Regions from separate parts of the Homo sapiens genome. Here region 2 is linked to region 1. Evidence: read pairs that join two places in POLR2A ChIA-PET (ENCODE). Cell type or tissue: PC-3. All regions are shown on one strand. Links, peaks and the distances in the headings refer to the core of each region. The heading gives the core; the rest is flanking DNA.

What was found. ChIA-PET counts read pairs that join two places held together with the same protein. Peaks named below come from ENCODE experiments on the same cell type or tissue, not always from the same donor. Only the 100,000 strongest peaks of a DNase experiment are listed, where the experiment ranks them.
Region 2: POLR2A ChIA-PET joins it to region 1 with 5 read pairs; 2 of 35 experiments call an interaction of 5 or more read pairs at or near these places.

The regions. Positions count from the first base shown.
Region 1 is chr1:201,068,804-201,076,712 of GRCh38, reverse strand. CACNA1S (calcium voltage-gated channel subunit alpha1 S) reads left to right here. Exons shown (of 44, transcript NM_000069.3): 13 at 1,098-1,218; 14 at 2,093-2,207; 15 at 3,071-3,164; 16 at 3,889-3,958; 17 at 6,309-6,441; 18 at 7,112-7,241; 19 at 7,517-7,576. Among named protein-coding and RNA genes, the nearest start is that of CACNA1S, 40 kb to the left of the region's middle. In PC-3, for the core only: no CTCF peak of the experiment used is centred there; a DNase peak (open chromatin) is centred at 4,292; H3K27ac peaks cover 318 bases; H3K27me3 peaks cover 1,353 bases.
Region 2 is chr1:200,878,865-200,886,773 of GRCh38, reverse strand. No RefSeq gene overlaps it. Among named protein-coding and RNA genes, the nearest start is that of GPR25, 9.8 kb to the right of the region's middle. RefSeq lists silencers at 810-869, 2,947-3,147. In PC-3, for the core only: no CTCF peak of the experiment used is centred there; no DNase peak of the experiment used is centred there; H3K27me3 peaks cover 998 bases.

The sequences.
Region 1 (7,909 bases), core at 2,297-6,296:
TACTTTGTCTGATTAGTCTTTGTTTCTGGTGCCCAGCACAGTGCTGGCCTACTGCAGGATAATATGACTGGGTTAGGGATGGCCTGGGAGTCCGGATGCGTGCTTTCATGTGCCACTCAGGTCTCAGGGCAAAGTCAGATAAGGGGAGCTTTTTCTCCCGAAGGCTGAGAAAGCCCCAGAGAAACGCAAACCATTTCTCACTCTGCAGGGGCGGCACAGCCGATTCACTATCAGCCACCCAAGGGAGCATGGCTGTGGCCCAGTGAGAAGCTTTCAGGGTCCCTGGCCTCCTGGAGGAGTTTTCTTAGTGTAGACGTGGAAACATTCCTCTCTGGAGTGGCCCATATTTCATGAGTGACACCTCCCTTTTGTACCAGTGAGAAAGGCAGTGTGTGATCGTCCGTCGATCCTCTCTTTCTTCCATTAGCCCCACTGGCTGGTCAGGCCTCCGGCCTTTCAAGAGACTCGACATTTCACAGGACTTCTAAGGCCAGAATAACAGGAGGCCTGGGTGGGTGAAGCACAGTGAAGCCCGGGGGTTAGGAAGAGAACAGGGAAATGGTGAGCCCACAGTCCAATTTCTTGTCCATAGAGAGCAGCAATAAGCTTCTAGATCACTGGGATAGGGGTTTTGTTTTGTTTTTCGAGATGGAGTCTCGCTCTGTCACCCAGACTGGAGTGTAGTGGCACAATCTCAGCTCACTGCAACCTCCACCTCCTGGGTTCAAGCAATTCTCCTACCTCAGCCTCCCAAATAGCTGGGATTACAGGTGCCCACCACCATGCCTGGCTAATTTTTGCATTTTTAGTAGTGATGGGGTCTCACCATGTTGGCCAAGCTGGTCTCGAATTCCTGACCTCGAATGATCCACCCATCTCGGCCTCCCAAAGTGATAAGTAACAGGCGTGAGCCACTATTCCCCAGCTGGAATAGGGGTTTTGGGGATAGCAGGGGCTGGCCACCCAGACTGTGGAATGAAAAGAGGGAAGGTCTGAGAGAACCACAGAGTTGGAGGAGAACTTCGGTCAATGCGGTCCCAATAGAAGACTCTCAGGCCCCTCTGTGTTCCCGAGCCCTCTATCCTCCCTCCATACAGGTACTGACAGGGGAAGACTGGACCTCAATGATGTACAATGGGATCATGGCCTACGGCGGGCCGTCCTACCCTGGCATGCTTGTGTGCATTTACTTCATCATCCTTTTCGTCTGTGGCAACTGTATCCTCTCGGGAGCAGGGTGCAGAAAAGAGCTTAGGGAGGGGGTGGGGGAAAGGGCTTAAAATGGGGGTCAAGGGTGTCCAGTTTCTAGGTAGCCAGGCCCTCTGGCTGGAGGGGAGCTCCCAGGCCCATGCGGTAGGGGGTAGGACATAGCAAATGCAGGTACAGCTGTAGGATAATTCTTTGTGCCAAAAAGATTAGAGACTCACAGGGTTGTTTGGCTACAGCTGGGAGGAATTAAAAGCCCAGTAAGGTCAGTGAGCCTAGAGCAGTGGGGAGGAAGGACAGAGCTTTGCTGAGGAACATGAAGATGGTGGGACAGCCTTCTCCAAAGGTTCAGAGGCAGGCAGGGAGCCACCAGGACCCTGTGGCCGGGATGATCAGTCTGAGCGCTGGGACCAGAAGGACGGAGCCAGAACAGGCTGAGAGATGAGAGGAGCAGATATGAGGGTAAGGTGGATGGGGCCGGAGAGTTACTGGCAGTGCCTGAGCCGTCCTGGTGCCTGCACCTTGGAATGTGATACTATGGGGAGTGGGGAGGAAGGGCACCGTTGTTCCCCAACTCATGTGTGCCTCGCATGGGTCTCACTTGTTTTGCCTCACTGGCTCTCCACGCAGCTCAGTGTGGGAGCTGGGACCAGTCTGGACAGGAAACGGATGGGATTCAAGGCCACAGGATTCAGGCTCCTTCCTGGGTACTCTCAGCAGGCAGGCTTCCCTGAGGGCCTTCCACTATGTCCCTGGATCCACACCTTCCCATGGGTAGCTCTGGGAGAGTGGGGTTAGGTCCTGCCCACATGCAGGCAGACAGAACTCCTGCCCTGCAGGCTCCCTTCCACCTACAACCAAAGGCTCCTTAGCTAAACCCGCTCAGACATCCTGCTCAATGTCTTCCTGGCCATTGCCGTGGACAACCTGGCCGAGGCGGAGAGCCTGACTTCTGCCCAGAAGGCCAAGGCTGAGGAGAAAAAACGCAGGAAGATGTCCAAGTGAGTGCTTCCTTAGCAGGAAGGGACCTGGAGTGCTCAGTCGTGGCCATGGCCTTCCAGCTCTGGACAGGGCCTCCCTGTAACCCAATGATCAGGGTCCCTGACATGGTGACACCCACCTCAGTGGGCAAACTTCTGTAACCTGCACATGGGGGTGGCTGAGATCCTTCCCTGGGGGCAAGAACAGAGACAAGTTGGCCTTCTGGACAGACAGGCCTCAGGATGTAGAATGCCAGAGCCTCAGAGCCTGGCCAGTTGGGCAGGGCTCCCCTGCGGAGGGATCCTGGGAATTCCCCTCCCAACCCTGTCACTGAGTCGCTATGCCTCTGGGCGGGGTTGGAGTTCTACATCGAACAGGCTCCCCGGTGGTGCCCATGCTGCTGGTTGGAGGATTATGCTTCAAGTACCTAGGTTCTAGACAGAGTTCTGCTTCTTCCAATGCCCATGCCTACAGGAATGGGACACCCATTCCTGTGGAGGCAAGATGGAAAAAGAGGGACCAGCAATGGAGTTCAGACATTTCTAAAGAGTTGGAGCCATCTTGGGCAAACCATGCTTCCACTCTATGAATCTCGTATAAACCCAGTACAAAGCCACACTCCACCCATTCACTATCAACCAACGTTAAACATGGCTGACCAGTGAGCCACCGGTAGCCATGGGCCCATGCTGTGTGTCGGGCCCTCTCACCACAGAGAAGGGACTTGCCTGAGCCCACTGCCCTTCCCATTTGGGGGCTGATGCCACTCCTCCTACAGATCCCCTGGAGCCCTTGGTGTGGGATCCTCCTGAAGGTGTTGTCAGGTTCAGCAGATCCCTGAGAACTTTCTGGTTTGGCTTCCACTTTGGGTTTTCTAACTCAGGGGTCTCCCAGACAAGTCAGAAGAGGAGAAGTCAACGATGGCCAAGAAGCTGGAGCAGAAACCCAAGGGTGAGGGCATCCCCACCACTGCCAAGGTGAGCACCTCAGGTGGGGATGTTAGAGGCAGTCTAGGGGCTCTTCCAATCCATGGTTCCCTTCATACCACAGGGTACAGGTGGGGTAGGGTGGGGAGGTAGGAGAGTTATCAGCCAGGTGAGGGCATCTCCCTGCGTACGACTGGAGGGAGAGCCAGCGAATCCATCTCCAGGGACTCCTGCACTGAGAGGCACAGCAGACCTCCCAATCTGGGAACCAGACTTCTCCAGCGTAGCAGCTTCCCACTCCAGACCAAGGAGGTATTTCCTCTCCCTGACACCCGCTGTTCCACTGAGAGGCCCAGACCGGCTTCCACCATTGCTAGCCCTGCCCTGCTCATTCCCATCTGACTCTGCTCACCATTCCTGAAAACTGAGGAAGTGGAGTTCAAAAAGTCAGGGAACTGGGCCCAGAGAGGCTCGAGGTCCTGGCCTGGGGAAGCTCAACTCCCTTCTGGAGAACCAAGCAGTGGGTATGTGAAGATAGAGTCAGACAGGCTAGGGCGGGCTCAGGCCTTGCCCCGTGGGAGCTTTTGCAAGTTGTCTGGCCTTGCTGGGCCTGGCCTCTCATTTGTAAAATGGGGATGATCATAATATTCCCTGTTCCTTAGGCTGTAGGGATGATTAAGTGAGCTGAACGCTAACAGGCTCTCCAGTATATGCTCATTGAGGGGAAACCGCAACTTCTTTTTCATTGTTATAGTCATTGTGTTCCTTCCTACAGCTGAAAATCGATGAGTTTGAATCTAATGTCAATGAGGTGAAGGATCCCTACCCCTCAGCCGACTTCCCAGGTGAGGATGCTGGAGACTGGACTGGAGCAGGGTGCTGGGGTGAAGTAGGGGTGTGCCGGTCCTGAATTCTCCCCATGGGCAGTCTCTTGTGTGTCCCTACCTGTACCCCTCCATGTGGAGATCAGAACACCGGAGACATCCCTTCTGTGCAAATAAGCCATCTGCCAGCTTGTCTCTCTCAACAATGCACACAACAGAAAAACCCATACATTTTACTTTCATGTAACTCAGCAAGTATTTATTGAGTGCCAGCTATGTGCCTCACTGCCAAGGACTCAGTTTTCAAGAAGCACAGGGACACGTGGGTATACAAGTCTTCCCTGCCAGTCATGCAGAATGGATCATAAATGAGGACACGCCCATATATGTCGTGATGAGGCAGATTACTCACTATCCAGTGTCTGGTAGGGCTGGGGGCCGGAAGGATACAGGGATGGATAGAACCATGGCAGGCAATGTGGGAAAGTCCAAGAGGAGGAAACAATGGTGGGGTAGGGGGAGCATGGATAAGAAACAACCGTGGATAAACCACAAACATCTCATAAATGCAAATAGCCAGTGACTGCTGCAGAAATCCCATTTATCTGGACCAAGAAGAGGACAAGCAGAACCAGGCTGAATTAATCTTACCAGGCCACCTGACAGAGCCCTGGGGCCCAAGAACTCTCTGGGTCCTGGGTCCTTCGGATCACCGGGTCAGTGGGGCAATTTTAGATCTACTTGTCCCATCAGCTGATCAGCTACTTGTATGTCTACTTATGGAATCAGCTGATTAGCATCTGTTTGCCCCAGTGACTCTAAGCTCCAGGGGGACTTTTGTGTTCCACACAGCACAGTGTTTGGCTCAGAGGAGGCACTCAATAAATTGAATGAATGAATGCATGAAAGAATTTTGCAAAGTGAAGTATGGGGAGAATGGAGCTGGTACAAATAAGAATAATGAAATTTCTTCAAATATCTACCAGCAATGAATATTTGTGTTTTAGAATAACTCATTTTGAGTTGTTTCATCTAACAGTTATCACCTCTTAGATGGCAGTGACTTGTGTGCAGGTGAGATGGTGGCTGACAGGAAATCTGAGGTCAGGGACAAGGAAGGGGCTGGAAAGAAGTAAGGAGAGGAGGGGTAGAGGGGGTGTGGGCTGGACAGCAGGAAGAGAGTCTTACCAAGGGGACTGAATGTGTTTATATCCTGCTTCTTTCTAAAAATAGTTTGAAATGGCTTACAGCAAAAGATATGTGCAATGAAATTAACAAACTGGGCATAGGTGGAGGAAGTAAGAAGGCGGGGGAAAGATGCAAATATGCTAACTCGAAGAATTAATGGTCTCTGCGATTAAGCGTGAAATGTGTCTCTGGGGTCTGTGGCAGGCTGGGCAAGACAGAAAGTGTCACGTTAGGACACTCATTCCAAGGAATAAGAGTTCTAGCTTCTCGGGGGAACAGAAAAATTGGAATGTGACTTGGTGGATTTGAGAACCCCTACAGGTGGCCATGATGGAGACAGTAGAATCCAGTAGCTCTTGGCTTCCCTCAAGGCCTCTGCCAGGGGCCAGGAGGGTTAGGGAGGAGGTAGCTGTCAGGGGAGGGAACCAAGAGAAACCCCAGCTTTGAATAGTGCCCCCACCGTCTGATCACGGGATTCTCCCACCCTGGGAGCTGAGGATTTCGGGTACTCAGCTTCCTCTTGAGGTCATGAGACTCAGTGAATGTGCTTGGAATGTCCGTCTCTTCATCCCCTATCCCCTGCCTGCATCCTGGGGACTGGGTGAAGCTCAAGAAATTCTGATTGCTTTTTTCCATGCTGGAAGAAGCTTCTCTGTGAAGTTACTATTTTTAAAATCCTAGCCCAGGAGAGGATCACAGGGTCCTTTTATTTCAACAACCCTCCTGCCCCTTGTCGGTTTCACAAATTGGAAACTGACGCTAAGGAAGGGCACAGACCTTCCCAGCACTGCACAGCAAGTTAGACGCAGACCTGGGACTAGGACCCAGGTCTCTTCTTCTGAAGCAGCGTTTCCCACTCCATCCCCCAGCCTATGGATATTTGAGGCTGTGTGGATCGAGCCTTGAGACACAACATGCAGCCACAAAGTTACTTGGGCTTGCTCCTTGCCCCACTTCTGGAAGGTTGTGGGCTTCCCTTACCTACCCTTGACGCTCAAATCTGCTCACTGTGAAGAGAAGGAGATGCCCGGGCTGGACTCTGCCAAAGCCCTAGGGTCCCAAGTCAGCCTGGTGGTCCCTTGCTTACTGGCTGCAGGGGCTCCTAGGAGGGCTCTGAGCACAGAAGCCATGGGCATAGCAAAGCATGGGAAGACACCCCTAATTCCTCTCTCTCTCCCCACAGGGGATGACGAGGAAGATGAGCCTGAGATCCCGCTGAGCCCCCGACCACGTCCCCTGGCTGAGCTGCAGCTGAAAGAGAAGGCCGTGCCCATTCCAGAAGCCAGCTCCTTCTTCATCTTCAGCCCCACCAATAAGTGGGTGCCCCTTGGCTGCTGTGGGGGTGATTGATGCGGCTCTCATCTGCTTCCCTGCCCTAGAAAAAACCCTGTCTGACTCTCCATGCCTACAGTTATACTATGAGAAACTCAGTGTTTTAGCTTAAGATCTTGTGCCCTGTTTAAAATGCTAGTATATCTGGGAAAAGTAATGCTTTAAACCTTATCAGTTATTTACACCTAAGAGGGACCTGTTTATTGGTTCCTTTCTGAGAGAAGAGCTTTAGACAGGTCAAGGGGGAGAGAGCAAGGGAAGCTATAGTTTTTATCGGCTTCATAATTTTACACCTTTAAACTATACACAGGCCATAGTCTCTGTGGAGTTTCATCTGTCTGCCTCATGGATAGAGACCAGCCTGTCCCATTTTCATTTGATGGGAAACCTCAGGGTGGTGCCATAATTGCAGGAAGGGGCAGGTGGTGGGAGGGGCTTGGCTGGGAGGAGGAACTAAGGCTTTAGAAACAGAGTGAGAGGTCAGGGCCCCCTGTGTGTCCAGCCAGAGGACCCTGCAGGTGCAGGGCTGCACTTCTCTCCTGGCCAGGGAGGAGCAGGAGGTGTATTCCATGTTCGTCCGCAGGATGGAGGCTGATGAGGCCTGAGCCTCCAGCAGCTCACAGCTCCCCTGCCCTCCCTACCTCGCCCCACCAGGATCCGTGTCCTGTGTCACCGCATCGTCAATGCCACCTGGTTTACCAACTTCATCCTGCTCTTCATCCTGCTCAGCAGCGCTGCACTGGCTGCGGAAGACCCCATCCGGGCTGATTCCATGAGAAATCAGGTGACGGGCTTCACCCTCTCTGCCACTCAGCACCCCTGCCCCCTCCAGCCTCAGTCTGGTGCCCAGGGTTCAGCTGTATCCTCTATGTGGCTACAAGCATCAGAGTTTCTTAGAGTTCAGTTCCTCAGGGATAGGACTGCCCACTCCACTCCTTCTGAACGGCACAGGCTGGGGCACAGAATGGCTCTGACTGCCTGCTTTATGCTGCTGCTGCTGCTGATACTGTTGCCCCCTCCTCCTCTCACTGGCTGCTCCCGCCCCTGCCCTGTCCCCAGATCCTTAAACACTTTGACATCGGGTTCACCTCTGTCTTCACTGTGGAGATTGTCCTCAAGGTGAGTGAAGGCTGTGGGGCAGCCCTGGGGAGGGAGTTTCCCTGATGTGGCTCCAGTTTACACACACTGAACTCAGGGGCTGGAGAGAAGCAGAAAAGAGGTGGAGACTGGCAGGAAAGACTCATGGGACCCAGCACACCGGCAGGCCCACAAGTATCTGGATGGAGGGCTGGAAAGTAAAGCCCAGCCAGCCTGTGGCTCCCCCATCCACAGAGTACAGCCCATGTCTTGAAGCCTCAGGCATTTTTCTTTTTATTTTTTCTTTTTAGATGTCGTCTCACTCTGTCACCAGGCTGGAGTGCAATGGCACTATCTCAGCTCACTGCAACCTCC
Region 2 (7,909 bases), core at 1,715-5,714, 190 kb after region 1:
ACACCATTTTGGTTTGTTCTGTTAAGCCTAGAGCAGGAGGTCAGTCCAAATCAATGACCTCCAATAAATTTTGTTTAATACCACTAATAGCAGTTGCATTTTTCAAAGACCTTGGGCTGGAGGTGCCCTCTAAAATAGCACCTGACAGACCGGGCACAGTGGCTCACGCCTGTAATCCCAGCACTTTGGGAGGCCAAGGCGAGCAGATCACCTGAGGTCAGGAGTTCGAGACCAGCCTGGCCAACATGGTGAAACCTCGTCTCTACTAAAAATACAAAAATTAGCACAAGAATCACTGAACCTGGGAGGTGGAGGTTGCAGTGAGCCCAAGATTGTGCCACTGCACTCCAGCCTGGGCGACAGAGCAAGACTCTATCTAAAAATAAAAATATAAATAAATAAATAAATAAATAAATAGCACCTGAACAATTTGGGGCTTTTTATCAATTTATCCTGTGAATGTTAAGTGCGTGGCTCAGGTACATAATTTGGGGGAAACTTTTAAAATATGTGTTTTGTAGTCAGATCGCCTCAGTTTCTTCATCTGTAAAATGGGCATGAGAAGGCCCACTCACGTGACTGTGGTGAGGATAATGAAATCATGCAGATAAAATGCTTTTGAGCATTGTGCTTTGCACATAGTAAGCACCCAATAAAATGGCAGGGTTTTTTAAAGAAGATGTTTTCCAAATTATCTTTTTTTTTTAAAGTTTTTCTTCTTCCTCACACCCAACCCCCAGGAAAAACAAGATAGTATTTACTCATGATAATTACAAATTTAATGGTCCAGACCTGTTTACTGGTGACCAAGTTCCACTTCCTGTGGTTTAACAACTTGGGGCTTCAAAAGACCAATCTCCCCCTGTGATCAGGCCTGGGCCTATGGCCTTGGCATGGGTTATATAAAAACAAATTAGGACCTTATACCTTTGCCTTGTCTTAAAATACTCAAAGAGATGAGAAAGGAGTGTGTTTTTGAAGAAAGGAGGGTTTTAATTGAGGTCAGATGCTGTCTAAATCCATTGAAATGGTCCATAAACCCAGCTACGTGTGACCTCCTCCCCATCTCTCCTCAGAGCTCTGCCCCCAACCCACACTCGTCCACACCCCTCTGCAATTGGTTCATTTAGGTCAATGCAGTTTCATTCGTTTGTTCAAAAATGTGTGCACCAAAGCGTTGTGGGTGCTCTCACAGCCCTGTGGGCTCGGGCAGTGGTGAGACAGGGCTCAGTAGGAAAGTCAGTTCTATGGAATGAACTCCCATTTACCCATCACCTACATCTAGTATATTTAGTAAAGATTAACATTTCCCTATATGATTTTTTCTTTTTTATAGTTTTTTTTTCTTTATTACCTTTCATTTTTCTTGGTTTTTTTTTTTTTTTTTTTTTTTTTTGAGACAGGATCTGGCTCTGCTGCCCAGGCTAGAGTAGAGTGGCACAATCTCAGCTCACTTCAACTTCTGCCTCCCAGGCTCAAGCCATCCTCCCACCTCAGCCTCCTGAGTAGCTAGGACCACAGGCATGCGCCACCATGCCCGGCTAATTTTTATATTTTTTGTAGAGATAGGGTCTCACTTTGTTGCCTAGGCCGCTCTCGAACTTCCGAGCTCAAGCAATCCATTTGCCTCGGCCTCCCAAAGTGCTGGGATTACAGGTGTGAGCCACTGCACCGGGACTATTTTTTTCTTTAGTGAAATATCTTAAAGAAAATCCCAGGCATGGTGACATATGACTAATAAATGTTTCAGAATGTATCTCTGAAAATAATTGGACATTTTTCTTATATGATCGCTTGACCATTATCACAATCACTTCTTAATCTCACCTAATACCAAGTTATATTCCAAGTTCTCCAGTTGTCCTCATACTGTCTTTTAAAGTTGGTTAGCCCGGGAACAGTGGCTCACACCTGTAATCCCAGCACTTTGGGAGGCCTGGGCTGGCCTCCATGCTTGAGCTCAGGACTTCAAGACCAGCCTGGGCAATATGGAGAAACCCTGTCTCTACGAAAAATACAAAACTTAGCCGGGTGTGGTACCACACTCCTATAATTCCAGTTACCTGGGAGACTGAGGTGGGAGGATCACCTGAGCCCAGGGAGGTCGAGGTTACAGTGAGCTGAGATCCCACCACTGCACTCCAGCCTGTGTAACAGAGTGAGGCCCTGTCTCAAAAAAATAAAATAAAATTTTGGTTTGTTTGTATCTAAATCCAGTAAGATCTACACATGGCATTTGGCTCTTTTAATCTGGTATTGTTCCCTGCCCTGCATCCCCCAACTTTTAAAATCATGTCAGTGACTTGTTTAAAGAAATCGGGTCAGTTGTCTCATGAAATGTCCTAAATTCTGTTTTATCTGTCTGTGTCCTCACATTGTCATTTAACTCCTCCTAACCCCTATATTTCCTAAAACATGGAAATTAGCACCAAAGGCTTGCAAACATTCAGGTTTATCATTTTCTGGCAAGTACCTCACAGGTAATGCTGGGTGCTTCATCCTGCTCCTATTCTGAAGCATGTCATGTCTGTTTGTCCTCTTTTAGCAATGCTAAGTACATCAGTGGGTTCAGATGTTGACAGCCTGACCCCTCCATCATCATCTTGCATTTTCCCCCTTCTCACTGGGAGAGAATCTGTGGGGCAACATGTTGACATCTTGCAATAGTCTAGCTCCCCAGAAGCCTCTCACCCAAAGGTTTTAGCAGCCATTGATGATTTTTGCCTGAATCAATTATTTTATTAGAGGTTGCAAAAGGCGATTTGCTATTTCTACTAAAATGAGTTTTACTGTTAAAAAGCAATAAACTTCATAAAATGTGATCAATCAGCTTCTTACCGATCTAGCTTCCAAATTCAGCTTGTGATATAAGAGAATCCCATAAAGACACCCGTATTGATTGATTACGTATTAAAAATAACTTCCCTGTTTGTTAGTACCGCATTCTGGAGAGCCCTCTGCCAACTCTGCTCTGTTGTCTTCCTTAGACCATAACCTCTGAGAATGCATAAAGTATGTGTGCACATATCTCTCTTGGTACAGGACCACATAGAATCAGGCTCTTACATGTCACAAAGTGTGTATTAAGTGGGCTGATAAGTGTATTTTACTCGCTAAGTGCTGTCAGTTATTTCTCTTTCTTTGGTCTCCTATTGATGGGGTTGTTCATAGTAATGGATGGGTTTTTAAAATTGTTTTGCCTGATTGTTTGATCTGATTATTTGATTTTTAATTGATGATTGTCTGCTTCTAGCCTTTTGATGGGTCCATTTTATTAAATGTTAAAAAATAATTTTAAGCAATAAACTAGACAAGCCTCTAGAGAACAGGCTTAGGCCTACAGTCAAAGGATTTGGGGATCTTAGGGCTGACAGGGATCAGAGAGGTCTCCTTATCCAATCCCCACCCAGTGCTGGGGCCTTGTCTGTAGATAGATGGCACCGCTACAAAACTGTCGCTGTGGATTAAACACACAGCCTCACTCATTTCAGAGACCACTCTGGGCTCTGGCAGGAAATTCCCAGACAGAGAGACAAAGTCTTTCACAGTCTTTCACTGTGGGGACACACTGACCAACTGATCTCCAAAAATCAAAGATATACAAAAGCAACCGATTCACAGCATGGAATTCTTTGTATGGTTTTTAATTTCAAGAAAAAGAGATAGGAAAGGAAAAATAACATTTTACCCAAAACAAAAGATCCACACAAGCCCACATTTTCCATTTCTTTTTTGGTGTGGGATGGAGACAAATTATTCATGGTTGCTCTGCAGGAGAGCTGGGAGTCTTTTTCATTTCTTTTCTCTTTTCTTTTTTTTCTTTCTTTTTTTTTTTTTTTTTTTTTTTTTTTTGAGATGGAGGCTGTCTCTGTCACCCAGGCTGGAGTTCAGTGGCACGATCTCGGCTCACTGCAACCTCCACATCCCGGGTTCCAGCAATTCTCCTGTCTCAGCCTCCTGAGTAGCTGGGACTACAATCGCATACCACCACACCTGGCTAATTTTTGTATTTTTAATAGAGACGGGGTTTCACCATATTGGTCAGGCTGGTCTTGAACTCCTGACCTTGTGATCCGCCCGCCTCAGCCTCCCAAAGTGCTGGGATTACAGGGGTAAGCCACCATGCCCGGCCGTCTTTTTCATTTCTGTAGCCCCACAGTCTTGCATATCCTACCTGGCACAGTAGTAATGCAAAATGAAAGTTTCTTGAAACATTGAATTTAAGAAGAGAAATCCGGCCAGGTGCAGTGACTCACACCTTTAATCTCAGCACTTTGGGAGGCCAAGGCAGGCGGATCACCTGAGGTCAGGAGTTTAAGACCAGCCTGGCCAACACAGTGAAACCCCGACTCTACTAAAAATACAAAAAATTAGCCGGGCGTGGTGGTGGGCGGCTATAATCCCAGCTTCTCAGGAGGCTGAGGCAGGAGAATTGCTTGAACCTGGGAGGCAGAGGTTGCAGTGAGCTAAGATCGTGCCACTACACTCCAGCCTGGGCAACAGAGTGAGACACGGTCTCAAAAAAAAAAAAAGAGAGAGAGAGAGAGAAGAGAAATCCACAACCATGGTAGAATTCAATTTTACTCTTAAAATTATAGCAAACATAGAATGCTTAATATGTGCCAGATAGTCATAGTCAACACATTTCACCCTCTCACAAACTCTGTGACTTAAGAAGTATCATCTCCTCCTCCTGTGATCTGAGGAGGATCCCAAGGGGAAAAGTAAGTGAGTAACATACCCAAGATCTCAAAGACAGTAAGAAGCAGAGCTGGAACTTGAACCCAGCTAGTGGCACTGGAGTTTGTGCCCTGAACGTCTATATATGGTTACTAAAAAGCACTTACACTCATTAGTATGCTCTTTTTTTTTTTTTTTTTTTTTGAGACAGAGTCTCGCTCTGTCACCCAGGCTGGAGTGCAGTGGCACGATCTCAGCTCACTGCAAACTCCACCTCCTGGGTTCACACCATTCTCCTGCCTCAGCCTCCCGAGTAGCTGGGACTACAGGCGCCTGCCACCACACCTGGCTAATTTTTTGTATTTTTTTAGTAGAGACGAGGTTTTACCATGTTAGCCTGGATGGTCTCGATCTCCTGACCTTGTGGTCTGCCCGCCTCAGCCTCCCAAAGTGCTGGGATTACAGGCATGAGCCACCGCAACTGGCCTAGTGTGCTCTATTTCTTTTCAAAGTGCGTTTTCCACAAGTCCACAGCTACTGCTTTTGAGGAGGTTTCAATCTTTTGAAGGAGAACATAACAGGCGAGAGAATCACACAGGGTGGTGAGGGGGAAGAACCCAAAAGAGGGTGATGGATGCAGGGGAATTTTTTCAGTTTGAAACAGACACTCAAAATTAGTCCCAAATTAGATAGAAATGATGTTTGTTATGGTATATTTATAAAAGCAGAGGCTCCTGAGCAACATAAATGTCTAATCATGGAAGAATGGTTAGTTATACTGTGGTCTATACACTGAATGACGCCTTTAAAAATGACAACTATGAAATCTATATAGTGGCACAGGAAAATGTTTATAATATGTTCTGCAAAATAATAAAGCTGGACACGACACGATCTCAGCAATGTAAAATGTGACCATGTGGAGAAGGGTTAAGAGGATGGGCAAAAATGAAAATTATTGCAATTAGGGTGCAGGATCTTGAGTTAGTTCACTCTTGATATTATATTTTCTCTCTTTATGATAATAATAATTTTAGAAATTGAAACCTGAGAAGGCTCGACACGGTGGCTCACACCCGTAATCCCAGCACTTTGGGAGGCCAAGATGGGAGGATAGCTTGAGCCCCGGAGTTTGAGACCAGCCTGGGCAAAATGGACAGACCCCATCTCTACAAAACAAATTTTTAAATAATTAGCCAGGAGTGATGGTGTGTGTGCCTGTGGTCCCAGCTACTTGGGCTGAGGCAGGAGGATGGCTTAAGCCTGGGATTTCGAGGCTGCAGTGAGCTATGATTGTGCCACTGCACTCCAGCCTGGGCAACAAAGCAAGACCCCATTTCTTAGAAAAAGAAAAGAAAGGAAAAAGAAACCTACGAAGATTTGGGACAATTGGCTATATAAAGAATAAGACTTTGCCTACAAAGAAACGGAATTCAGAGTGCCCTGTGACCTTCCTTATCCTGCCACTCTGTGTTTGTGGGACCCAGAATAAGAGCAGCCCATGGCACAACCTGCTTGCTTAAGGTTATTCAGAAGCAGAGATGATGAATAGAAAGAAATGGTTGCATGCACAGCATGAAGACAGTCATTTTCAGAGCAGGGCAGCAATTAATCACCCCTTGTCTAGCACATCTCCCTGAGGCAAACCACAGTCTCCATCCAGACACTGGCAGCTGTTGTCTGAGGTCCATCGAAGCCCATTGAAGCCCTGCCCGTCTTTCCCCAGCTCTCTCATTCACTGCTGGGACTACCAGGCAACCCTGGGGTTTGTGGGTTTCTCCCCAGTCCTGCCCCTATCACCCCTGGGAAGAGCCCCATTTCTCTCTCAATCCAATGCCCCAACAATTTACTGTCCATGTCCGTAGGACAGGGATTCTGATTTTTTTGAGAACAAAAGCGGGGTAATTTCCATGCTGGGCAACAGCCTTGACTCTGGCACACTTGGTTTAGTACCAATTAGTGAGAAACAGGGTTAGCGGGCACTAGAAAACTGGTGGAAGTTGGAAGGTGGGTTGAGCTGTGGCCCATGAAGCCACAATTTTCAGCCCTGCCCTGTGTGTGTGTGATCCTGGCAAGTCAACTGAGCTCTTGGAGTTCTAACTCTCCTATCTAAAATGGGGATAATAACACAGGTTCTTTAGGCAAGATACTTTGGGAAAGTTATATAAACTCTCCAGAACTCATTTTTTTAATCTGTAGAATAGAAACAATAATATTATATACCCCATAAAGTTATTGTGAGGATTAATAATATTATATAAATATATATATAAAGTAAGAACTTTAGCTCAGAGCCTCTCAACTGCGCTCAGTAAATATTAGCTATTATCTTGACATCTACTTCAGAGGGATATTGTAATGAGATATTATGTATAAAAGGCTTTTGTCTTTGAAATAATATAACAAGATAGTAAATATTTTCTTTTTAAGTTGGGCAGACACCAAACTGACAAATTTTTTTTTGTTTTGTCTTTTTTTTTTTTTCAGGCAGAGTTTTGCTCTTGTTGCCCAGGCTGGAGTGCAGTGGTGTGATCTCAGCTCACTGCAACCTCCGCCTCCCCGCCTCAAGCAATTCTCCTGCCTCAGCCTCCCAAGTAGCTGGGATTACAGGTGCCCGACACCACACCCCGCTAATTTTTTTGTATTTTTAGTAGAGTCGGGGTTTCACCATGTTGGCCAGGCTGATCTTGTACTCCTGGCCTCAGGTGATCTGCCTGCCTTGGCCTCCCAAAGTGCTGGGATTACAGGCATGAGCCACTGCACCTGGCCATTTTTAATTTTTTTAGAGACAGAGTCTCACTATGATGCCCAGACCAGTCTCGAACTGCTGGGCTCAAGCGATCTTCCCACCTCGGCCTCCCAAAGTGCTAGGATTACAGATGTGAGCTACCCATGCCCAGGCTGCTTTTAAAACATTTGCAGCTGGGTGTGGTGGCTCATGCCTGTAATCCCAACACTTTGGGAAACCGAGGTGGGTGGATCACTTGAGCTCAGGAGTTTGAGACCAGCCTGGCCAACATGGTGAAACTCCGTCTCTACTAAAAATACAAAAATTAGCTGGACATGGTGGCGCGTGCCTGTAATCCCAGCTACTTGGAAGGCTGAGGTAGGAGAATCACTTGAACCCAGGAGGTGGAGGTTGAAGTAAGCTGAGATCGTGTCACTGCACTCCAGCCTGGGTGACAGAGTGAGACTCTGTCTCAAAAAAAGAATTTTTTCTTAATATGCT